Regions from separate parts of the Homo sapiens genome. Here region 2 is linked to region 1. A link is a loop called in an ENCODE intact Hi-C map of the cell type or tissue named here. Cell type or tissue: spleen. All regions are shown on one strand. Links, peaks and the distances in the headings refer to the core of each region. The heading gives the core; the rest is flanking DNA. Region 1 overlaps TNRC18 (trinucleotide repeat containing 18). Region 2 holds the start of LINC02983 (long intergenic non-protein coding RNA 2983).

The links. Hi-C counts contacts between places; a loop is a spot of excess contacts. Peaks named below come from ENCODE experiments on the same cell type or tissue, not always from the same donor. Only the 100,000 strongest peaks of a DNase experiment are listed, where the experiment ranks them.
Region 2: it touches region 1 in a loop (2.2-fold over the local background); 17 of 110 quality-filtered maps call a loop at or near these places.

Annotation. Positions count from the first base shown.
Region 1 is chr7:5,378,720-5,391,061 of GRCh38, forward strand. It overlaps TNRC18 (trinucleotide repeat containing 18), which reads right to left. Exons shown (of 30, transcript NM_001080495.3): 4 at 11,766-11,909; 5 at 8,953-10,617. Among named protein-coding and RNA genes, the nearest start is that of TNRC18-AS1, 34 kb to the right of the region's middle. RefSeq lists enhancers at 3,106-3,670, 3,671-4,234. In spleen, for the core only: no CTCF peak of the experiment used is centred there; no DNase peak of the experiment used is centred there; H3K4me3 peaks cover 434 bases; H3K27ac peaks cover 1,036 bases.
Region 2 is chr7:5,428,611-5,440,952 of GRCh38, forward strand. LINC02983 (long intergenic non-protein coding RNA 2983) reads right to left here and starts at 317. Exons shown (of 1, transcript NR_171035.1): 1 at 1-317. It overlaps LINC03073 (long intergenic non-protein coding RNA 3073), which reads left to right. Exons shown (of 1, transcript NR_186649.1): 1 at 1-1,026. In spleen, for the core only: no CTCF peak of the experiment used is centred there; no DNase peak of the experiment used is centred there; H3K4me3 peaks cover 100 bases; H3K27ac peaks cover 94 bases; H3K27me3 peaks cover 2,166 bases.

The DNA.
Region 1 (12,342 bases), core at 2,939-10,938:
TAATGCTATTTTAATGACGGGAAGGCAGATTCTGAGCTGGGGATTTGGTGAGGACAGGGCAGAGTCCAAATGGAGAAAAAAAACACAACCCAAAAACTAGCCGGACCTGGGCCACATGAAGCCAGACTGTGGTCCCAACCACGCAGGCCTGTGTGTCCCAAGACAGTTTAAATACACATGGCTAGCCAGGCGAGGTGGCTCACACCTGTAATCCCAGCACTTTGGGAGGCCGGGTGGGGGGGGCGGGGCGGATCACCTGAGGTCAGGAGTTCGAGACCAGCCTGGCCAACATGGCAAAACACCGTCTCTACTAAAAAAAATACAAAAATCAGCCAGGCGTGGTGGTGCGCACCTGTGATCCCAGCTACTCAGGAGGCTGAGGCAGGAGAATCATTTGAACTCAGGAGGCAGAGGTTGCAGTGAGCCGAGATTGCACCACTGCACTCCAGCCTGGACAACAGACAGAATAAGACTCCGTCAAAAAAAAAAACAAAAAAACAAAAAACACACACACACAAAAATTAGGCGGGCATGGTGGCATGCACCGGTAGTCCCAGGTACTCGTGAGGCTGAGGTGGGAGGATCTCTTGCGCCGGGGAGGTCGAGGCTGCAGTGACTCCCTATTATGATTGCACTATTGCACTCCAGCCTGGGTGACAGAGCGAGACCCAGACTCTAAAGAAAAAAAAAAAAAATCAAGATAGAAAAGTAAACCCAAAGAACATTATCCACTTGGGTGGAGGGGGTGGCCTTGGCCCCCTGAGTGGGAGATGCTACCGGGCTCACCCATCCCTGTCCCTCCCTATAGCCAGCCCCTGAGTCCCAGGCCTGGCACATGGATGGTCACCAGAGGAGAGGGGACAGGGAGCGGCGGAGTGGCAGGAGCCCCGTCTGGCCCTCCTGGTACCTCCTTGTCCCTGCCACCCTGCCCTGGCCCCTCTTTGAGTGTTCAACACCATGAGCCAGAGATGGGACACACCGGACAGGTGAAGGCCCGGGAATGGGAGGAAGCTGAGCCCCACGGCAGAGGCTACCAGGTGTGCAGCTCGAAAACCTGCCCGTCGGCTCCCAGGTGCCATTCGCACAGGCGGAGGCACGGCTGATACTCCCCTTGGGGCCGGCCTTCCCAGGGCTTCCGGGAAGAGGGGTGGGCTGGGAGCTAGGTCCTCCTACGCAGCGCTACTGTGGGCAGACCCCGGCCATCAGCCACCCCCAAGGGCCCAGTCCAGCACCGCCAGCTGCAATGTCAGGGGATCAGCCGCCAGCACAGAGAAACTATCCTTCTGCTGGAGACAAGGTCCCCACCCAGCTGTCCTAACTGGGGTCTACAGCGGCCCCACAGCCATGACCCTAATGGGTGAGGAAACTTGGAATCAAGCTTCTCCTCTCATCTCTCCCTTCCCACACCCCCAAATACCAGGAGCTCCTAATAAGCAGCACCCCAGGCCCGACAGAATGGCTCACGCCTGTAATCCCAGCACTCTGGGAGGCCGAGGTGGGAGGATCACTGGAGCCCAGGAGTTTGAGACCAATCTGGGCAACACAGTGAGTCCCCATCTCTACAAAAACATAAAAAATTAGCCAGGCATGGTGTCATGCCCCTGTGGTCCCAGCTACTTAGGAGGCTGAGGCAGGAGGATGGCTTGAGCCCAGGAGGTGGAGACTGCAGTGAGCTGTGATTACACCACCATACTCCAGCCTAGGCCACAGAGCATCTCCCTTTCCCTGCAGGAAGGTGGGAACCCACCAGTCCCAGAAGCAGAAGAGAGGAACCCAGAGAGGGGCACAGCCATGCCGGCCCAGACGCCTGCAGGACCGAGTGTACGGAGGGACAGCCGGGCAGCCCGGCACGGGGAGAAGCGTGTTGACGAGGGCGCCTGGACACGGGCCTCCAGGGCTACCTGGACCTCCAACATCAACGTAGCTCCTGTATCAAAGCAGAAGCTGAGCCCACCATGCACCCCTCAGTCAGGACTGCAAGGGGCCCTGCCTGTGGACCTCACGGGGAAACTGAGGCCCAGAAGGGCAGTGACAGGTCTCAGGCAGGACTGGGGCAACGGAGGGCCACTCCAGAGTCCCACAGCTGTGCTGAGAAATCGAGTCATGAGATCAAGCTTCCTTCTCCCAGGGGAGACAGCCGTCCCAGCTTACAGAATCCCAGAGGCTCAGCCACCTGAGGGGGCCACCCTCACGCCCCCTGGGTCCTCCTGGAGTCTGGGACAAGCTTTGAGCACAGGGCTCTCCCCGTGCCCCCAGAAGAGGCAGGCACTTAGAGTGCAGCCTGGGCTGCCCCAAGCCCTCTGTCCCCCCGACTGTCCCGGCTGTCACTGTGAATGGTCTCAGGGGCTTCCCATCCCAAGCGCCACCTGCCACAGAAGCCAGTCTGCTGGCCAGCCCCATATCAGAGCACCTGCCACCCTCAGGGCCTCAAGGGCCACAGCCCCAGGTTGCTCCCTGCAAATGTGGTTGGCCTCTGAAGAGAGATAGTGAGCCCTCTGTCCCCCACCCCTGCGCTTGGCCGGGCCCCTCCTCTACCCTCCTCACTCTGTGGCCCTCCATCCGCTCTAATCCTGGTCCTATCTGTCACCCCACAGGCCCAAGTGGGGACCTGGCCGGCCTCTCGAGGATGCCCCACCCTCTCTGCACATGTCACACTTGTCCCCTTCCCCACCTCTGGGCCACACACACACCATTCCCACCACCTGGACCTCCACCATCAGAGCTCAGCTTCAAGTGCCACTTCCTCCAGGAAGCCCTCCCTGACCACCTCTGCTCCATCACGTTCTCTTGACTATACACAGCTATTCTGCTTATTGATCATTCACTGTCTGTGTCCTCGAGGCTGCAGTGAGCCATGACTGCACCACTGAACTCCAACCTGGGCAACGGAGTGAGACCCTGTTTCCAAAAAAAAAGAAAAAGAAAGGAAAGAAGGAAAGACTGAAAGAAAGAAAAGTAAACTCAGGTCGGGTGCAGTGACTCACGCCTGTAATCCCAGCACTTTGGGAGGCCAAGGTGGGCAGACCACCCAAGGTCAGGAGTTCAAGACCAGCCTGGCTAACATGGTGAAACCTCGGCTCTACTAAAAATACAAAAATTAGCTGGGCACGGTGGCAGGTGCCTGTAATCCCAGCAACTCAGGAAGCTGAGGCAGGAGAATCACTTGAACCCGGGAGGCGGAGGTTGCAGTGAGCCAAGATCACAGCACTGCACTCCAGCCTGGGCGACAGAGTGAGACTCCATCTCATAAATAAATTAATTAATTAAATAATAAAAATAAAAAATAAAATAAAGTGGATAAATAAACAAAGGCTGTCCCTGTGCCCAGCAGGGCCCCAGGCCACTTTGCAAACATGAACTCATTCAATCACCATCAACCCAGGAGGCAGATCCCAGCCCTCATCCCTATCTTCCAGATGAGGAAACTGAGGCACAGGGAGATAAAGAAACATGCCCAAGTCACAAGACTAACATGGAGGCGTCATGGCTGTGATCAGCGTCCAAGTCGGCCCTGCTGACCACCAACATACACGGCCCCACACAGGGAGTGCCACAGGGCCCTCTCCAGCCACGTCACTGCCGCCCCCTCTCTGCAGGCCGCCCAGAGGCCCAGCCCCAGCCCAGGGCCCATGGTGGGGTGAGGGTGTCCTGCAGCAAAAGCCCCCGAGTCTGCAGCGCTAACGACTCCACTCACAGGTCACACGCCCCACATCGCAGCCATTAGGAACCCAAGGCTCACGCAGAGGCCCCGTTCCCATGGCAACCCCTTCCTGGCCTCTCTCTGAGCAGTTCCAGATAGGGTTGCTCTCCAGGGGTCCGGGGAAGCGGATCGGGGGGGAGTGACTGGATAGAGGCCCCAGCAGGCTTGTCACCAACACCATGGCGTACACCCGGCTCTGCACCCCCAGCCGCCCCCTGTGAAGCTGGAGGTGGGGACATCCCCACAGCCCCTCCCTCCCAGACCTGGCCCCACCCTAGAGGTGATGGGCCAGTGAAGAGGTAGGAAAGACAAAACTCAGCTCAGGGCTCCCCGCTCAGCCTTGCCTCATCCCTGCAGGCCTGTCTCCCCATCTGAATGGGGAGAGTAACAGCCCCTCCTCTGCACAGGTCCACGCCCTCACAGGAGACCTCATGGAGCTGTCTGTTCATACGGGCTGCTGGCTCAACGGCAACGATTGCTTTCTATTTTTGGGGTGGGGGCAGGATCTTACTCTGCCACCCAGGTTGGGGCTCAGTGGTGCGATCTCACTGCAGCCTCGACCTGCTGGGGTCAGGTGATCCTTCCCTGCTTCAGCCTCCCAGTAGCTGGGACTATAGATGCCACACCACTATGCTCGGATGATTTATTTTTATTTTTATTTTTGTAGAGTCGGGGTTTCACTATGTTGCCTAGGCTAGTCTCCCAACTCCTGAGCTCAAGCGATCTGCCCACCTTGGCCTCCCAAAGAGCTGGGATTACAGGCATGAGCCGCCGCATCTGGCAAGGATGCCCCTTATCGTTCTTAGCTTCTTGGGCATGGGGGCTCTGACTGCGTGGGGCTCACAAATGTAGGTAATGCCTGTCCTTCATCCATCTCAAGGTCCAAGGCCCCCTGAGGCCAGACCTAGATCCTATGTGAGAACAGGAAGACCCAGGGCTCCCCTGCACAGGCAGGTGCATTCTAAGACCCTAATGCCTGAATATGAGCAGATGAGAGAGAGGCGTTTATAACGCACCCACTATGTGCCCGTCAGCCCACCCAGCATCAAGCAGATGAGCCGCCCCCAGAGGCCAGAGGGCTCGAGGCTCTTGTTCAAGGTTACGTAGCTACAAAGGGCAGAGCTTGGACTTAAACCCATTGACAAAGGCAGAGGGCTCGCTCCAAAAAGCAAGAGACTGGGGCGAGAACCCAGGAGACCAGTGTGACAACCCGACTGTCCTCAGCTGGGGGAACTGCCCAGACACAGGCGTCCCAGGGCGTCTCTCTCCTCCCTCCTTTCAAAGTGGCTCAGCACTCAGGCTGGACTGCCCAGAGAGAAATGACCACTTCTTATGGGATTTTTTTTTTTAAGGAGAGAAAGAATCCAGCCCCCTACTTTTTTGTTCTTTTAGAGACCGGGTCTCACTCTGTTGCCCAGACTGGAGCGCAGTGGTGCAATCATAGTTCAATGCAGCCTTGACCTCCTGGGCTCAAACTATCCTCCCACTTTAGCCTCCTAAGTAGCTGGGACTACAGGCACACCAGCATACCCGGGTGATTTTTTTTTTTTTTTTTTTTTTTTTGAGATAGAGTTTCGCTCTGTTGCCCAGGCTGGAGTGCAATGGCACGATCTCAGCTCACTGCAACCTCCTCCTCCTAGGTTCAAGCCATTCTCCTGCCTCAGCCTCTCAAGTAGCTGGGATTACAGGTATGTGCCACCACACTTGGCTAATATTGTATTTTTAGTTAGTAGAGACGGGGTTTTACCACATTAACCAGTCTGATCTCAAACTCCTGACCTCGGGTGATCCACCCGCCTCGGTCTCCCAAAGTGCTGGGATTACAGGCGTGAGCCACCACGCCCAACCTATTTTTATTTTTTGTAGAGACAAGGTCTTGCTAGGTCGCCCAGGCTGGCCTCAACCTCCTAAGCTCAAGTGATCCTCCTACGTTGGCCTTCCGAAGTGCTGGGATTACAGGCCTGAGCCACCATACCCAGCCCCCAACCAGTCACCTACTTTTCAAACATCAGCACCAACAGAGAAGAGCAGCTTCAGATAAATCCCCAAACATCTCATCCCAAACCTCTGGCACACCCTCCCTCCCTCCCTCACATTCGCATGTCCCCCTCCCCCACACAAACACACGCACAGCCTCTTGGGCACAGACAGGTACTCTGGGATCTCAGATGGACTCCAGTGACCGTGAGCCCCCAACAAAGGTGCCACCCCATGTGACGGGAGGATCCTTCCAGAGAAAGGCTCAAAGAGATCTCCTGCCTCCCAGGGGGGCCCACAGCCCCAAACCTCTGAGCAGGAGACCTTTTTCCATCACCAAGCTGGCCACCTCCAATCCAAGCGCTGTTGGCCCCTCCCTCCTTCTGTCCCAGAATAAGGCAGGTTCTCATGCAAAGCCCCAGGGTCAGAGTGTAGCGGGGCTTCCCTGGCTCCAGGAGCTCCACACAGAGCAGTGTGTTCATTCAGTCAGTCAACAAACACTCACTGAGCATCGCTCACCATGAGCCAGCCCTGCTGGATGAAGAGAATTCCAAGACAAGCCTGACAGAGCCCCACCTCCCAACTCAAAATCCAAAGACTTCAGGGCCGTCCCCGGAAGGCAGGAGCATCTGGAGCTCGGCCAGAGACAGGCCCGGTCCAAGGTGGCTCCACCGGGAGGTGAAGGCACAGAGGATGGGGAGACATGGCTGTGCAGGAAGTGGGAAGGGCACTGCAGGCGGGAGGTCCAGCACCAGATACCCAGGACCGGCTGGGGCAGGCATCAGGGTGGTGGGAAAGTGACACAGCTGGCTGGGCGCGGTGGCTCACGCCTGTAATCCCAGGACTTCAGGAGGCCAAGGTGGGCAGATCACTTGAGGTCAGGAGATCGAGACCATCCTGGCTAACAAGGTGAAACCCCGTCTCTACTAAAAATACAAAAAATTAGCCGGGCGCGGTGGCGGGCGCCTGTAGTCCCAGCTACTGGGGAGGCTGAGGCAGGAGAATGGCGTGAACCCGGGAAGCGGAGCTTGCAGTGAGCCGAGATTGCGCCACTGCAGTCCGCAGTCCGGCCTGGGCGACAGAGCGAGACTCCGTCTCAAAAAAAAAAAAAAAAAAAAAAAGAAAAAAAAATACAAAATTAGCCGGGCATGGTGGCGGGTGCCTGTGACCCCAGCTCCTCAGGAGGCTGAGGCCGGAGAATCACTTGAACCCAGGAGGCGGAGGTTGCAGTGAGCCAAGATCATACCACTGCACTCCAGCGTGGTGACAGAGCGAGACTCCATCCAAAAAAAAAAAGCCAAGCATGGTGGCTCACACCTATAATCCCAGAGCTTTGGGAGGCTGAGGCAGGTGGATCAACTGCGGCCAGGAGTTTGAGACCAGCCTGGCCAACACAGTGAAACCTTGTCTCTACTAAAGAAAAACAAATACAAAAAAATAGCTGGGCATGGTGGCGTGCACCTATAATCCCAGCTACTCAGAAGACTGAGGCATGAGAATCACTTGAACCCAGGAGGCGGAGGTTGCAGTGAGCCAAGATCATGCCATTGCACTCCAGCCTGGGCAACAGAGCAAAAGTCTGTCTCAAAAAAAAAAAAAAAAAAAAAAAAACAGATGCGGTGGCTCATGCCTGTAATCCCAGCACTTTGGGAGGCCGAGGCGGGTGGATCACTTGAGGTCAGGAGTTTGAGACGAGCCTGGCCAATATGGTGAAACCCTGTCTCTACTAAAAGATACAAAAGTTAGCCAGGCGTGATGGCACGCACCTGTAGTCCCAGCTACTCGGGAGGCTGAGGCAGGAGAATCGCTTGAACCCAGGAGGCAGAGGTTGCAGTGAGCAGAGACTGTGCCACTGCACTCCAGCCTGGGTGACAGAGCGAGACTCCATCTCAAAAAACAACAAAAAAAAAGTGACACAGGTAGGAGATTCAGTACTTTCGGAGGCCAAGGCAGGCGGATCATCTGAGGTCAGAAGTTTGAGACCAGCCTGGCCAACATGGCAAAACCCCATCTCTACTAAAAATACAAAAATTAGCCAGGCATGGTGATGCATACCTGTAATGCCAGCTACTGGGGAGACTGAGGCACAATCGCTTGAACCCAGGAGGCAGAGGTCGCAGTGAGCCAAGATGGCACCACTGTACTCCAGTCTGGGCAACAATGCAAGACTCTGTCTCCAAAAAAAAAAAAAGAAAAAGAAAAAATTAGTCGGGCGTGGTGGCGCATACCTGCGGTCCCAGCTACTTGGGAGGCTAAGGTTGGAGGATCGCTTGAGCCCAGGAGGTCAAGGCTACGGTAAGCTATGATCACACCACTGCACTCCACCCTGGGTAACAGAGCAAGACTCTATCTCTAAAACAAAATAATAATTTATAAACTAAAAATAAATAAAACAGGCTGGGGGCAGTGACTCACGCCTGTAATGCCCAGCACTTTGGAAGGCTGAGATGGGCGGATCACCTGAGGTCAGGAGTTCGAGACCAGCCTGACCAACTTGGAGAAACCCTGTCTCTACTAAAAACACAAAATTAGCCAAGCATGGTGGCACATGTCTGTAATCCCAGCTACTCTGGAGGCTGAGCCAGGAGAATCACTTGAACTTGGGAGGCGGAGGTTGCGGTGAGCTGAGATCGTGCCATTGGACTCCAGCCTGGGCAACAAGAGTGAAACTCCGTTTCAAAAATAAATAAATAAATAAAACAATTCTAAAGAATCCAAAATATAACAGATACTCATAAACCACTTACAGGCACGTAAACTCTCTACCTACCTAAAAAGTCACTCAAGTACTGAGTATCAAGACCGTGAGGATGTTGGAACCCCAGTTTCTGTCTGTTCCTCACTCATTCACTCATCCATCAAACACCTACTACGTGCCAGAGCCCAGGCTGGCTAGGTACCGGGGACACTGGAATCGGTAAGGCACAGTTAGGTCCCTCGATGACTTCAAATTGAAGGTTTGATATTTGTCTATTCCCAAGACCATCTGTTCTCAGGAAATGACTGAAAGTATCACGAAGGTGCGATGCACACAAAGACTGAAAGCAACGTTCCGAACACAAAACATCGGAGAAGGAACAAACGAAAATGCCCATCAAGGGAGTGGAAAACTGAACCATGGTACATGCTCGCAACAGAACATTCAAGACCATTTTAAAAAATGATACTTATAAAGACTTAGCAATAGCAAAGGGAAAGGGCCCACACTGTAATGTACGGGAAACGGCAGAGAGACCCAAGATCCTACCCGCACCTGGGCTCTGCCCAGGACCTACCTTTGACGTTACTCAGCGACAGAGAGCGCTCCTGGTCTACCAGCCCAGGCCCCAGCCGGCCACTGCCGCCACTGTCCTTCTGCCGGGCCACAGCCACTGCAATGCCCACAGGCGGGTGTCGCACTTCTGCCTCACCCTGGGCACCAGAGCCCTCGCGCCCGAAAGCTTTGGCGCTCTCGGGCCTCTCGGGGTCCCGCTTCAGCTGCCGGCCGCCGCCCGCTGCAGGGCCTCCGGAGTGTGGGAGACGGGCCTGGGCTCGGGAGGCACCCGCAGAGGTGGGCGCAGGCTCGGGTTTCATGGTGCCCAAACCTCCAAAGGGGCTCTTCTTGCCACAGCCACCAGGGCGCACGGCCACGGCGTCCCGGGCAAAGCTGCCACTGTACTTTATAAGGCTCTGCATGGCCGAGGCCTCTCCAGACCCGTGGGCCGCAGAGTGCATGTCAGCGACCGGCCGGCCGCAGGTGGCCGCCGAGCGGGGCAGCACAGCCCCAGGGTCCAGGTAGGCCTTCTTGGAGGAGGAGGCAGCGACCACGGCGGCCTCCTCTTCGGCGCGGCTGTGGTGGTGCTGCGCGGCCAGCACGGCCATCTGCGTGGCGGCGAAGTTGCCCAGCTCGAAGGGTTTCCATTTATGCTCAGGGCCGGTGGGCGGGGGGCGCCCGGGCTCCAGGCCGAAGAGCTTGGCGGCCTGTTGGGCTGCAGGACCGGCTGGGCCGCGGGGCGCACGCTCGCAGGGCCTCGGGTCCGCCTCGGGCTTGAGCAGCTCCTTGGCAGGCACGTAGGCGCGGGGGTCCGGGGAGGCGCGTGTGGCCCGCACCGTGGGGGCATCCGCGGGGGGCGGCCGCTTGAGCGAGCGGATGACCGAGTTCTTCTCGCGCAGGCCCTCGGGCCGGTCCAGAGGCCGCGGGGAGCCGGGGGGCGCCTGCAGGACCCCTGGCCTGCCAGCCTCGCGCTCGCGGGCCCGGGCATCGCGCGCCTGGGATGCGATCTGGATGGGCCCCGGGCGCTCGTCGAAGGCCTCCACGGAAGGCACGAAGGTGGGCGCCACCACGCGGTGCTCACGGCCCTGCTCGCGGAAGACGGTGTAGACGCCGGCGGGGGTGGCCGCGGGGGGTGCAGGAGGCCCCTTGGGGGGCGCGGGCGGCGGGGGCAGCGGTGAGGGGCAGGGGCGCGGCCCAGGGAGCAGGGTCTCCGTGCGCCGCAGCAGCCGCGCGCCCTCGTCCTGCCGGGCAGCCTCCTTGGCACCCCCGCGCCCCGCTTCGGCCACCAGCGCGGGCAGCCCCACGTCCCCGGCGCCGCCGTTGCACATGGTCAGTACCGACGGCTGCAGCGCCGCATTCTTGGTCTTGGACTCAGCCAGGAAGGGCGACAGGCGCTCAGCCAGGCGCGGGGGCCCCCGGTCCTGGCGGCCCTCGGCGCGCGCCTCCTGGGTCAGGTCCACCACGCCCCGTGGCCCCGAGGCCTCCTCGCCCCGGGCGCGCGGGTCCTTCTTGCCGAAAAGCGGAGGCGGCTCCCCGCCGCGGCCCGCCCGCTCCTTGGCTGGACCGTCCCGCGACGACGAGCCTTTGGCCGGGGCGCCCGAGGAGTGGCCGCCGCCAGGGGTCCGGGCCGAGGGCGCGTGAGAGTGCAGGGAGCCCGGAGCCCCCGCGGTGGGCAGGTAGAAACCGTCTGCGGAGAAGGGAACAGCAGGCAGTGAGCGAGCGCCACCTCCCCTCCCACCCCTGCCTGGGCGGAGGCGGACCCCTGAGAGGGGGATGGACCAACCCATGCCTCCCCCAGTGTTTTGGTTTTGGTTTTTTTTTTCAGAAAGAGTCTCGCTCTCCTCACCCAGGCTGGAGTACAGTGGCGCAACCTTGGCTCACTGCAACCTCCACCTCCTGGGTTCAAGCGATTCTCCTGCCTCAGCCTCTCCGGTAGCTGGGATTACAGGCGCACCCCACCACGCACGGCTAATTATTGTATTTTTAATACAGGTGGGGTTTCACCATGTTCGTCAGGCTGGTCTTGAACTCTTGACCTCAGGTGATCCACCCGTCTCGGCCACCCAAAGTGCTGGGATTACAGGCTTGAGCCGCACTCGACCCAGTGTTTTTTCTTGGAAATTAAACGGTTTCGGTGCAGGGAGCCCCGAGGTTTCACACCAAGGCAAGGCACCCCCCAGGGCAAGAAGAAATGGGCGTCCCAGCCCTAGAGAGCGCAGGCTCTGGAAATACCTACAACCAAGTTTAAATCTACCCTTCCCAAGCCTCAGTTTCCTCATCTGTAAAAGGAGAGACCAGGGTTTGTTTTCAAAGTTGCCCGGAAGGCCTAGCAGGGCCCCTAAGAGGACAGTGTGACCAGAAGGCACCCAGGGCTGTGGGTGGGCCCAAGGAGCCTGTGGGGGGTCTTAGGGACTCAGGTCTCAAAAAAGCATCTTAGGCCACAATGGCTCACATCTGTAATCCCAGCACTTTGGAAAGCCGAGGTAGGAGGATTGCTTGAGGCCAGGAGTTTGAAACCATCCTGGGCAACACAGCAAGACTCCACCTCTACAGAAAAGTTAAAAAGTCAGCTGGCTGTGGTGGGGTGTGTCTGCAGTCCCAGCTACTTGGGGGGCTGAGTCAGGTGCATCATTTGGGAGTTTGAGGCTGCAGTGACCTATGATCGCACCACTGCACTCCAGCCTGGGCAACATAGTGAGACCCTGTCTCAAAAAAAAAAAAAAAAAAAAAGCCAGCATCCTGGACAGAGCTGGGGGCTACCTGGATGCTGCCAAAGGCCCCAGAAGCCTCTCAGAAGGCCCCTGTGCCACCCCCAACCCCGGACTCCAGTCTTACCTCCTCCTGGCCCCTGACCTTTCTGGGTATCGAAAATGCTGGGCTGACCCAGCTGGCTGAGGAGGGGGCTCCCACTGCTGGGGGGCTCCAGGTGGTTCAGGTGGAGGTAGGATGGGTACAGCCCACTGGGCAGGTGGGAGAAGCCTGTAACAGAAAAGAGAAAAGCTGGGCTGGGCCAATTCGTGCTGCTCACCAGGAGCTTCCTTCCAGCTCCTGGAAATAAACTATTTTGGCAGCCGACCGCTGGTACAGGGCGCCTTGAGGTTTAACAGCAGCTCCTCAGGGCAATGCATTCTCCTGCTCCCCAACCCTGGGTCTCTCTCCAGGCCCAGGCAGCCCTCACGGGGGACTGGGGTCTCCAGTCCCCCCCAGAAAGAGGATCAGAATGGATCCAACTAGCGGGGCCCGATAACAGCCTACCAAACATGACCAAGAGCTTTGCCACTGTCATCCTCATTTAAACCTCAAAAACAACCTATAAGGAAGAGACTTAATGTCCTCACTTTAAAGACGAGAAAACTCAGAGCAGGCCACTTGCCCAAGACGATACAGCAGAGCTGCCTGGCTTTGGATCGAG
Region 2 (12,342 bases), core at 1,767-9,766, 49 kb after region 1:
GGGGTGACCCCAGGGTCAGGGTCAGAGCGGCTTCTCAGAATTCAGCTTGCCACCTCTCCGCGGACCCTGCCTTCATCTCGTGCCTCCTCAGAGCCCTCTGCGGGCGCATGAAGGGCCTTTTTTTTTTTTTTTTTTTTTTTTTTTGGCACAGGTGGACCAACGGGGGGTGTGACTGTGGGCACCGTGCGCGGAGGCGGAGGCTCATCTGGTTCCCACCCTCCGTGCCGCTGGATGCCCCAGGATTTTCTCCAACCGGGGTCCCGGCTTGGAGCCCTCCTTGGTGCGAGCTTTGGCTCAGCAATGGGGAAAGCGGGAATGGGTCTCGCCCTTGTGGCTGCCTGGTGGAAGCGGCGGTTTTGACACACGAATAGTCGTGGGGAGCAGATCCAGAGAGGGCGCATTTGCAATAATAACGCTTAGTTTATCTCTGCCAGAGGGGCGGGAACAGGCCTTCGCGCTGGTGTCTTACATCAGCCAAGCAAACCATGGGCGCGATTGGAGCCAACCACCTCCAGCGGGGTTTTGCTCCAGACTTAAGGTGCACGGAAACCGGAGCATTCAGCCCTTCATGGATGCCTCCCGAAAACCTCACCATGCCAGTGACACGACTGCAAACGGCGGGTGGCACATGCCGGGGGCTTGGGATGGGAGGGTTTGGAAACCTCGCTCCAAGGACGCCCTCAGCCAAGGAGCTTCGGCTCCTTCCTAGAATTTCTAGAAGCACTTTTGGAGGGACCGAGGGCTTCCGGCCGGGCCCAGAGGAATTTGAGCGCTTGCCCGGGCAGGCAGAAGCGCAGCCTGGGAGTGGAGAGGCTGCTGGGCCACATTCCGGCCCAGCTTCCCCCGCTAGGCCCCAGCCCTGCCGCGGCGCCCCAGGAAGCACCTCCGAAAACAAAGCGCTGTGGTTTCAGCCCAAGGTTAAAGTCCACCGCGAGCGTGTTTTTTCCCCCCTCCAGAATCTAAGAGCGATAGCGTTTCTCCAAATAAACCGCCAATAAATCAGCTCCCGGGGGCGCCTGCTGAAGAGCTCTGGTGACCTTGGGGGATGGTTTTTCTGCCTGACCCGTCTGAGCACAGGCTTTGGGGAGGAGGGGGCAGTGTCAGCCCTACCCCTCCAGAGAGACGCGGAAGAGGGAATGGCCAAGGGCATTCGTGGGTGATTACAGCAGTACGTGTGTACCCAGAGGAGATGGGAGAGGCTTGGAATGGGGGAAAGGGGCGACTGTGGTTATCCGGGGGCCTGTAGTGCGCGGTCAGGAGGCGTTTGTGATTGCGAGGAGGGCTGCTTGCTGTCGGTTCAACGATTGCTGGAGCGCCGGCGGTGTCGGCACAGGTCTAGGCATGGGGAAAGCACCACTGGGGACAGACACGGCCGCTTTGGGGCCCCGAGTCTTTGTCTGCCTGGGACTGGATGTGTTTGTGTCGGTGTGACTAATGGGATTTATGGATGTCAGTGCCAGGGTGACTGATGAAGGGCTTGGCAGCACGTGTGTTTGGGGAGAGGCGCTGCACCTAGGTGGGGAGTGGGTGCCCCGGGAGAGGACTGTCCCTTCTCTTAGAGGTTCCTTCCCCCACCCCCTCCCTGCCGGCTCCCAGCTTTGTTTAGGCCTCTGAACCCCTCCGGGGCAGGCCTGTGCACGCCGAGTTCTGCAGCAAATTCCACGGCCAGCCTGTCCCTCAGAGGCACCTCAGCACGCCCCACCTCTCCCAGCCCCACCTCCCCAGCACACGCCACGCGTCCCAAATCCAGGCTGTCCCACCCCCTTCCCAGGCAGAGCCTTCCCAGTTTGCTCTTTTCCCATCTGAACTCCTTATGGTGTGCTCTGAGCCCTGCTTCAGGCAGGCTTTGACGACCGTATGGTTTGGGTACCGGCATACCCATTTAACAGATGAAAAAGTTGAGGTGCAGAAAGGAGATGTGACAAGCCCACGCAGCCAGGAAGTAGCAGGCACCCTGAACTAAACCAGGCAGCTTGCTGGGGACCCCACTGTGGAGGCCCTTTGCCTCTGGGAGCCCCCAGCCTGGCTGAGACTCGCTTAGAGAAGGTAGAGGCAAAGGCCACTCCCATGACACAGGACACAACCTGCCACCCTTGTACTGTGCGTTATAACCATCAGTCCTCCCTGCCACTCGGTAAGGGCTGTCTCCTTCCCTGACCTGGCATGAGGAAGGAGGGGGGCAGTGAAGGTCAGAGGACTAGTAGGAGAGCCTGGTTTGGCCTGGGGCAGGGTGGGGTGCTGAGGTCAAGGTAACCCAGGGGTCACTTTGGAGATCAGGAGAGCCGTGGCTGGAAAGCAGGAGCTCCTGTGTGATTCCACAGAACCTAGCGCAGACTCAGGTTCAGGACAAACCTGGAGAATCCATATCCCCTCTCCCTTGGGATCATCTTTTTTTTTTTTTTTTTTTGGAGAGACGGGGGTCTCACTATGTTACCCAGGCTGGTCTTGAACTCCTGGCCTCAAGCAATCCTCCCACCTCAGCCTCCCAAAGTGCTGGGATTACAGGCCCAAACCACCAAGCTTGGCCTCCCTTGGGGTCTCTTCTTTTTTTCTTTTTGAGACAGGGACTCGTTCTGTCGCCCAGGCTGGAGCACAGCGGCACACCCGCAGCTCGCTGCAGCCTCAGCCTCTCGGGCTCAAAAAATCCTTCTGCCTCAGCCTCCCAAGTAGCTGGGACTGCAGATGCATGCCACCACGCCAGGCTAGCTTTTTTTTTTTTTTTTTAATGTTTTATAGAGATTGGTGGGGGGAGGGCGGGTCTCGTGATGTGCAGGCTGGTCTTGAACTTCTGGCTTCAAGCAGTCCTCCCTCCTCGGCCTCTCAAAGTGCTGGGAGCCACTCACAGGTGTGAGCCACCACGCCCAGCAGAGCTTCGTTTCCCAATCTAGAAGTCTGTCATACAAAAAGGCATCCCGGTTTTCTCTCTCTCTCTCTCTCTCACACACAGACACACACACACACACACACACAGAGTCACCTCCCCCCACCTTTTTTTCCTTTTTATCCTTCTTTGGCATTTTCTTTCAAGCAGAAAATAAAAACATTTCCCATGGCTACAGCTTTGAAAGCTTCCCTCTCCTATCAGCCTCCATCCCACGCCCACCCCAATGTCAATCCATTTCTAGAGCCAGCGTCAAGTCAAAAACAAACCCACAAAGATCAAGCCTGACAGGCCCCCTCCCGGCTGCCCTCCACTCTCTCTTCATGTATTGGTCTGCCTTCACCCCAGAGAGGAGCACGAGGTAGGAATCCTATCATACACACACACACACACACACACAGAGGCACACACACATACAGGCACACACACAGATGCACACACACATACAGGCACACACACATACAGGCACACACACACAGGCACACACACAGGCACTCACACACACACAGGCACTCACACACCAGCTTCTATGGCCATGGAGACTCTCTAAAGAACCTTCTAAGCCAGGCGCAGTGGCTCACACCTGTAATCCCAGCATTTTGGGAGGCCGAGGCGGGCGGATCACCTGAGGTCGGGAGTTTGAGACCAGCCTGGCCAACATGATGAAACCCACGTCTCTACTAAAAATACAAGAATTAGCTGGGCTTGGTGGCGGGTGCCTGTAGTCCCAGCTACTCAGGAGGCTGAGGCAGGAGAATTGCTTGAACTCGAGAGGCGGAGGCTGCAGTGAGGCAAGATCATGCCATTGCACTACAGCCTGGGCAACAGAGCGAGACTCCATTCCAAAAAAACAAAACAAGAATCTTCTAGAGCTGCTCCTGCCAGAAAGACCTGTTCACTTGGTTCCATCTGCTGGAGGGGTCCGGTTGTCCCCCACCTGCCCCTGCCCCTGCCTTCCTCACCTGGCCCCATTCCCGCAGATCCTCCTCTGTTGTAGATTGAAGAAAGTCCCCCCCAAATTCATGTATTTGATTCCTAACCCCCAATACCTTAAAATGTGACCTTATTTGGAGTGACGGTCATTGCAGATGTAATTAAGATCAGGTCACACTGGAGTCCGGTGGGCCCTAATTCCTTATGATGTCCTTATAAAAAGAGGACATTTGGGCTGGGTGCAGTGGCCCATGCCTGTAATCCCGGCATTTTGGGAGGCTGAGGCAGGAGGATTGCTTAAGCCCAGGAGTTCGAGACCAGCCTGGGTAAGACCCTGCCTCTACAGATTTTTTTTTTCAATTAGCCAGGCATGGTGGCACATGCCTGTAGTCCCAGCGACTTAGGAGGCTGAGGTGGGAAGATGGCTTGAGCCCAGGAGGTCGAGGCTGCAGTGAGCTGTGATCATGCCACAGCACTTCAGCCTGGGCAGTAGAGCAAGATCCTATCACCAATAAAAGGAGGTGTTTGGAATCAAACAGCTATGGAGGGAAGACAAAGTAGAAAGATGTAGAGGGGGGTGGACACACCAGAGAGGCCTGGGACAGACCCCTCAAGCCCTGCCAACACCTGCCACCTTGGACTAGAGGCTTGATCTTGGACTTCAAGCCTCTAGAATGGTAAGAGAATAAATTTCTGTTGTTTAAACCACCAGTTAGTGACACCTCACTATAGCAGCTTAAAGAGACTCAGACACCATCCCAAATCTAAGAGCCTACAAGGGTCAAGTGGGAACCATTGACCCTTGTAGCTCCTGGCAGTTCCAGCCAGCTATCTCCAGGGTGCCAGATCTGCTGTTGTTCCTGGGAAGCTGGCGTATCAGTCAGAATAGGCCAGGTTATGCTGCAGTGACAAACATCCCCTACATCTCAATGGCTTGATGGAACACAGAAAAACGTATTCTCCTCTTCACATTGTCAACACAGCCTGGGCACTGCTCCCAGGCTGCTGACCTCCTTGTGGTGTCTGGCCAGCCTGAGCCAGTTAGAGTTCATGAGTTGTCCACCTCCATGTGAGGTCACCATGGGGCATGCACAGACTCCCATGTCCCTGGTGCTCACACCCCACACGATCACACTTAGCTGAGGGGTGCTGGAGAGGAGAGTCTTGCTGTGCCCGGGAAGCGGAGAAAAAACAGGTATTGGTGAGTTTAGACAATGTTGGCCACACTTGCAAAGCCACATCTCCTGAGCTGCTAACTTTGGCACTTCTTTTAAAATTGTGGTAAAATACACATCACATTTACCCATCTTAATGGTCCCCCCGATCCTTTTTTTTTTTTTTTTTTTTTTGAGACAGAGTCTCACTCTTGTCGCCCAGGCTGGAGTGCAGTGGCACTATCTCGGCTCACTGCGAGCTCCGCCTCCCAGGTTCCCGCCATTCTCCTGCCTCAGCCTCCCGAGTAGCTGGGACTACAGGCGCCCGCCACCATGCCCGGCTAATTTTTTTGTATTTTTAGTAGAGACGGGGTTTCACCGTGTTAGCCAGGATGGTCTCGATCTCCTGACCTCATGATCCGCCTGCCTTGGCCTCCCAAAGTGCTGGGATTACAGACATGAGCCACCACGCTCGGCCCCCGCCCCCTTTTTTTTAGATGGAGTCTTTGGTGGTGAAATCTCGGCTCACTGCAACCTCTGCCTCCCAGGTTCAAGTGATTCTCCTGCCTCAGCCTCCCAAGTAGCTGGGATTACAGGCACCCGCCACCATGCCCGGCTAATTTTTTGTATTTTCAGTAGAGATGGGATTTCGCTATGTTGGCCAGGCTGGTCTCAAACTCCTGACCTCAGGTGATCCACCCACCTCGGCCTCCCAAAGTGCTGGGGTTGCAGGTGTGCGCCACCGCGCCCGGCCACCACCTTAACCCTTTTTAAGTGCACAGGTCAGTGGTTCAAGCACATTCGCCTTGTTGTGCAGCCATCACCAGCATCCATCTCCAGAGCTGTTTTCTGTCTTCCCAAACTGAAACCCTGTCCCCTTTAAACACTCCCGATTCCCCTCTCCCAGCCCCTGGCTATTGTACTTTCTGTCTCTATGAATTTAATTACCCTAGGAACCCCGTATGAGTGGAATCATACAATATCTGTCCTTTAGTCTGGCTTATTCACTCAGCATAATGTCCTCAGGGTTTGTCCATATCACAGCGGCTGGCAGAATTTCCTTCCTCTTCGGGGCTGAATAATATTCTGATATTCCCAACATGCTTGTCACCTCTACAAGCCTGTGAGGCTGTGTGAGCTTCCCAGGGTCCCCAGAATAAAAACTGGGTGGTTTACACAACTGAAACTTAATTGCCTTACAGTTCTGGAGACTGGAGTTCGAGATCAAGGAGTGGGAAGGGCTGGTTCCTCCTGAGGCCTCTCTCCTTAGCTTGTAGATGCCGTCTTCTCCCTACGTCCTCACATGGTCGTCCCTCTGTGCGTGTCTGTGTCCTAATCTCCTCTTCTTATAAGGACATCAGGCATATTGGATTAGGGCCCAACCTAATAACTTCATTTTAATTTAATCGTCTCTTTTAAAGACCGTATTTCCAAATACAGTCACACTCAGAGGAATTAGGGGTTAGGACTTCAACATATGAATTTGCGAGGGACATAATTCAGCCTATATCAGAGGCTCTTCATTTTATTGTTTTATTTTACTTTTTGAGACAGGGTCTCACTTGTCACCCAGGCTGGGGTGCAGTGGTACAATCACAGCTCACTGCAGCCCCAATCTCCTGGGCTCAAGCGATCCTCCCTCCTCAGCCTCCTGGGTAGCTGGGACTACAGGCGTGTGCCACCACACCCAGCTAATTTTTTATTTTTTGGAGAGACAGGGTCTTACTAAGTTGCCCAGGCTGGTCTCAAACTCCTGGCCTCAAGCGATCTTCCTGCCTTGGCCTTCAAAAGTGCTGTGATGACAGGCGTGTCCCTCACTTTATTCTATCACTCTCTCCCCCATGCCTGGCCCATCAGACCTCAGTGAATGTCCATTCAATGAATGAATGAAGTGATGTCATCTCGGTAGGGTTTTCAAGGATGAATAGGAGTTTGCTAGGCAGAGAAGGCACAGAGGGCATTCCAGGCTTAAAGAACAGCCTAGGCCAAGGCCTGGAAGCCTCCCAGCGGGGCTCTCTGTCTCACAGGTCACATGCCAGACCTGGGGCAGGGAAGAGAGCTGTGGCCCCTCTCAGTCCGCAGAGGCCAGCCAACCTGCTCCCCATGAGCTGGAGCCCAGCCAACCTCCACAAGGACCAGGACCCCAGTGCCTCTGCTCACAGGAGCTGGCTCAGATGATTTTCGCTATGTCTTTTACCCTTCACGCCTGGGTGGCTTGAGCGTATTTATTTAACTTTCATTGTATTGGTGTTTTTGTTGAAAGTGCAGGAATTATTCATAGCCGGTTTCGGTTCTCTTCTGGCAATGACCGCATCTTCCTATGCAAGGTACAAATTACCTGTCAGGCCAGTTCACCATCAGTCAGGGGCTGTGACCCAGCCCCAAGCCACCGAGGCTCAGCTGCTCTGGAAGATGGGTCTGGCTGGAGGTGGTGGGGCCTGAATAGGTCTTTGTCCCCCAAGTTGCCAAGGATAGGGAACATGGATGGGAAACAAGGGGATTGGCCCAGGAACAAATCCTCCCTCTGCGATCCTGCTCAGTCTACCTGGCCACTCAGTACTCAGTCTTCTCATCTGTAAAATGGGCATTGGAGTGAGTGTCTGGCATGGCGGGCCATCCACATTGTCACCCACTGGTGTCACCCACTGCCTGGGTGAGCCTGGGCACATGGGTGCCCTCTGTCACCTCCAAGGAAAGGAGACAGAGATACTCATAGAGAAGAGAAACTGAAAACAGAAGGGACACAGAAGGGCTTAGAGGACACGTCCTCAGCTAATCTGGCCCCCTGGGTTGTGGTGGCATGAGAACACAGCCCTAAAAAGTTCCTCCTATTGAAAGATGGGGTCATCTGGGCACAGTGGTTCATGCCTGTAATCCCAGCGCTTTGCCAGGCCAAGGCAGAGGGATCCTTTCAGCCCAGGAATTTGAGATCAGCCTGGGCAACATAGCAAGATCCCATCTATACAAAAAAAAAATTAGCCAGGTATGGTGGTGCACTCCTGTAGTCCTAGCTACTCAGGAGGCTCTCTTGTGCCCAGAGTTCGAGGCTGCAGTGAGCCATGATCATGCCACTGCACTCCAGCCTAGGTGACAGAGCAAGACATTATCTTTAAAAAAAAAGAAAAAGAAAAAGGTGTGGTCAGCTGGGCACAGTGGTTCACACCTGTAAACCCAGCATTCTTTGAGGCCAAGGTAGGAGGATAGCTTGAGGCTAGAAGTTTGAGACCAGCCAGGACAACATAGCAAGACCTTGTCTCCACAAAAACAAACAAAAAGAATCAGCTGGGTGTGGCAGCTCACACCTGTAGTCCAGCTACTCGGGAGGCTAAGGCAGGAGGACCACTTGAGCCCAAGCATTGGAGGCTGCAGCAAGCTATGATTGCACCACTATACTCTGGCCTGGGCAACAGAGTGAGACTCTCTAAAAAATAAAAAAAATAGCTAGAACACAGGGTTTGGCAGAAAAGGATATCTAAGGCTATGCTTCATAAAACTCCAACAGGTGCAGGCCAGGCGTGGTGGCTCACGCCTGTAATCCCAGCACTTTGGGAGGCTGAGGCAGGTGGATCACCTGAGGTCAGGAATTCGAGACCAGCTTGACCAACATGGTGAAACCCTGTCTCTACTAAAAATACAAAAATTAGCTAGGCCTGGTGGCATGTGCCTGTAGTCCCAGCTACTCGGGAGGTTGAGACAGGAGAATTGCTTGAACCCAGGAGTTGGAGGTTGCAGTGCAGTGAGCCAAGATCATGCCACTGCACTGCAGCCTGGGCCACAGAGTGAGACTGTCAAAAAACAAAAAAAACTCCAACAGGTGCAGAACCCGGTTTCACACATTTTCCAGACCTGCCCATGTGGGGACCACAGCAATGAGACACTGATCAATGTTTAACAAGTTCTCAGGTGGCTTCAGCCTGAGGTGGGGTGGGGGATAAGGAGAGAACCTGATGTGTAGCCTCTGCCAATGTCTGTGGTGTAAATTCTCCCAGCTTCAAGCTACCAACGTGATGTCACTGAACTCAGACTTGGGAAGAGATGTGTAGTCGCTCACTTATGTAGCATTTCCACCACAGATAACTGTAGCATCCGGCGGTGCTGGCTTTCACTGCATGAGTAACCCCCAGGAGAAAACCACCCAGCTGAGCCCATCCTGACTTTCTGACCTGCAAAATTGTGAGCAAAATAAGGGGATGGTTCTAGACTGCTACATTTTGTAGCAATTTGAAGCACAGCACTAGTCACTAGTGGGGCCACTGAGTCCAGTGTGGGATGATGCTTAAAAGGGTGGAGGGGCCGAACCAGGCCAGAGCACCTTTCACCTACGCCTGACTGGGAGAATCCATGCCAGTCTGACGTGCTCCAGCCCTGCTAACATCGTGAGAAAAAGCCAGTGACAAGGCTGACAGCCCTCTGGAAGGGTCTCTCATGGGCCTCAGTGGCCACTGCTCCTGGGACAGAAAGCCCCCACAGGGCTTTAGCAGGAGCCAGGGGGATTTGTGGGCAAGTTGCCCACCTCCGTGCCATGCTGACTCCTGCCACACTAAATACCCGCCCAGCCCCACACCGCCTCAGACACAGGGTGAAGAGGCCAGGACAGGGCTGGCCAGGGGCCCTGGTTTAAAATAGCAGCACCAGTCCTTTGTTTTGTCTGCAATGCAGCTCTGCCGGTCTAGCTCCTGCTTTGATGTTGGTATTTAAGCCTCTTCTGGGAACCTGAACCTTCCCCAAGCACATCAGAAACCCACACTCGGGCACATACATACATGCATGCACACACTTGCATGCTCACCTGCTCCCCTGAGAAGCCAGAGGAGGTAGCCTCAGGCTCCAGAGCTGTCCCCCACCTCTGCCCAGGTCCCCCTCCAGATCTGTGTTAGTGTCCTGTGGCTGCCGTAACAAACCTGCACTCACTGGGGGCTTCAAACAACAGAAACTGGCTGGACACGGTGGCTTACAACTGCAGTCCCAGCTACTCAGGAGGCTGAGGCAGGAGGATGTCTTGAGCCCGGGAGGTCAAGGCTGCAGTGAGCTGTGATCACGCTACTGTACTCCAGCCTGGGTGACAGGAAGACCCTATCTCAAAAAAAAGAAAAAAAAATCAGAAATTTACTGTCTCCTGGAAGTCAGAATTCTGAGATCAGGGTGTTGGCAGGGCCGTGGCCTTCCAAGTCTCTGGGTGGACTCTCTCCTTGTCTCTTCCCGGCTTCTCGTGGTGCCAGTCATCCTTAGCATTCCTCTGTTGTTTTTCTTCTTTTTTAAAAATAAAGGCCAGGGCCAGTGGCTCACACCTGGAATCCCAGCACTTTGGGAGGCCGAGGCGGGCGGATCACTTGAGGACAGGAGTTCGAGACCAGCCTGGCCAACACGGCAAAACCCTGTCTCTACCAAAGTGAGCTATATTTGCACTACTATACTCCAGCCTGGGTGACAGAGCAAGACCCTATCCCAAAAAATAAAAATAACAGCTATGATTGCAGTGGTGCAATCACAGCTCACTGCAGCCTCAACTTCCCAGGCTCAAGCCATCCTCCCACCTCAGTCTCTCAAGTATCTGGGACTGCAGGCACCCATGACCACGCCCAGCTAATTTTTTTTTTTATTTTTTTTTTGTAGAGATGGGGGTCTCACTATGTTCGTCTCAAACTCCAGGCTTCAAGCAATCCTCCCACCTCAGCCTCCCAAAGTGCTGGGGTTACAGGCGTGAGCCATCATGCCTGGCCTCTTGAGACCTTGTCTCTAGGAGAAAAAAAAAAAAAAAACCCCACACACACAAAAAACAACTCCATCTGGCAGAGTAAGAGGGTGAGAGGCCAGGAATGGGATGTGGCCACCTCTGACCCCCAGAGCCCCAGCCCTTAGTGTCTTGGGGGGACAAGGCATGTCTGGTACAAGGGGCAACAGCCAGCAGGGACTGGGGTGGGCACTGCTGGTTCCGCTCTCATCCCTCTGATAGTGCCCTGGGCCCTGTACCCACACCCCAGGTTGCAGAGAACCCCCCCTGCCCCGCCCCCGCCTGGCTGCCGGGAAGTCTAGCTGGGCCAGGCGGGTTCTGCCGGGAACTGCCCTCCCTGAGCTGAGGCCCCCCTGCCCCTCTCCCCGCCATGGATCCAGCAGGTGTTTGCCTGTCTGACCCCTGTGCTGGGAGCATGGCTTCCCCTGCTTGGGAAGTCTTCACTGTCTCCAGCCCCTCAGCCCTTCCTGGGGCTCCTGGGGTCCACTTCCTCAGCTGTCTTCCTCCCCCCAGACTGAGACCCCTTTGGGGTAGGACCTGGGTGCTGGGTGAGCTGGGCTGGCGCAGAGCTGGGAACGGGCAGGCCTTCACTGACCCACTTATGACCCCACGGTCATCAGAGCCATCGGGGCCCTAGGGCTCAAGGGCAGGGCTGGGGCCCTGGAATTCCCACAGGTGCAGGGGATGATGGCTCGGGGGTGGGGAACAGAGGGGCCCAAGGAGTCAACAGCACCTGAAGGGCCAGAGTGAGGACGTGACAGGCGTCCAGCAGCGCGCCCCACCCATGGCCCTGGACTTAGCCTCAAACCAGAAAGGAGTGTGGGCTGTGGGTGCATGGTCCTGAGAAGGTGGCACCGTCATGCTTGCTTCACGAGAAGCCCCGCTCACCCACCTGTGCGGGCACTGCCATCCCCACCCTGCATGGGTTCCACCCCTGACTGGCACACAGTGGGTGCTATGCCCAGTAGGTGCACCCCAACATGGTGGCAGAAGTGGCATTGGGCTTAAAGGCTAAGATCTGATCGGGAGAGAACCCCATTCACCTCTCAAAACCCTAGACACCACCCCAGTCACAGGAACAGATAGGGAGGTGTCGGAGGGAGGCTGGGCTGCCCTCTACGACAAAAGAACGTCCTGGCAATAAGAACTGCTCAGTAGTGGCACATGGGGCAGCCCAACGTCCAGCAACAGAGGGATGGATCAGTTGTGGTTTATTTTTTTTTTGAGATGGAGTCTCTCTGTCACCCAAGCCGGAGTGTAGTGGCTCGATCTCGGCTCACTGCAACCTCCACCTCCCGGGTTCAAGCAATTCTCCTGCCTCAGCCTCCCAAGTAGCTGGGATTACAGGTGTGTACCACCACACCCAGCTAATTTTTGTATTTTTAGTAGAGACGGGATTTCACCATGTTGGCCAAGCTGGTCTCAAACTCCTGACCTCAGGTGATCCACCTGCCTTGGCCTCTCAAAGTGCTGGGATTACAGGTGTGAGCCACCGCGCCCGGCCCAGTTGTGGTATTTTCATACTTGGGAATATGATTCAGCCTTAAAAAGGAGCAAAGTCCTGATCTGTGCTATGCCATGGGTGTACCTCGAAAACATTCCAGCCAGACACAGAAGGTCACCTATAAAATGATCCCATTTAT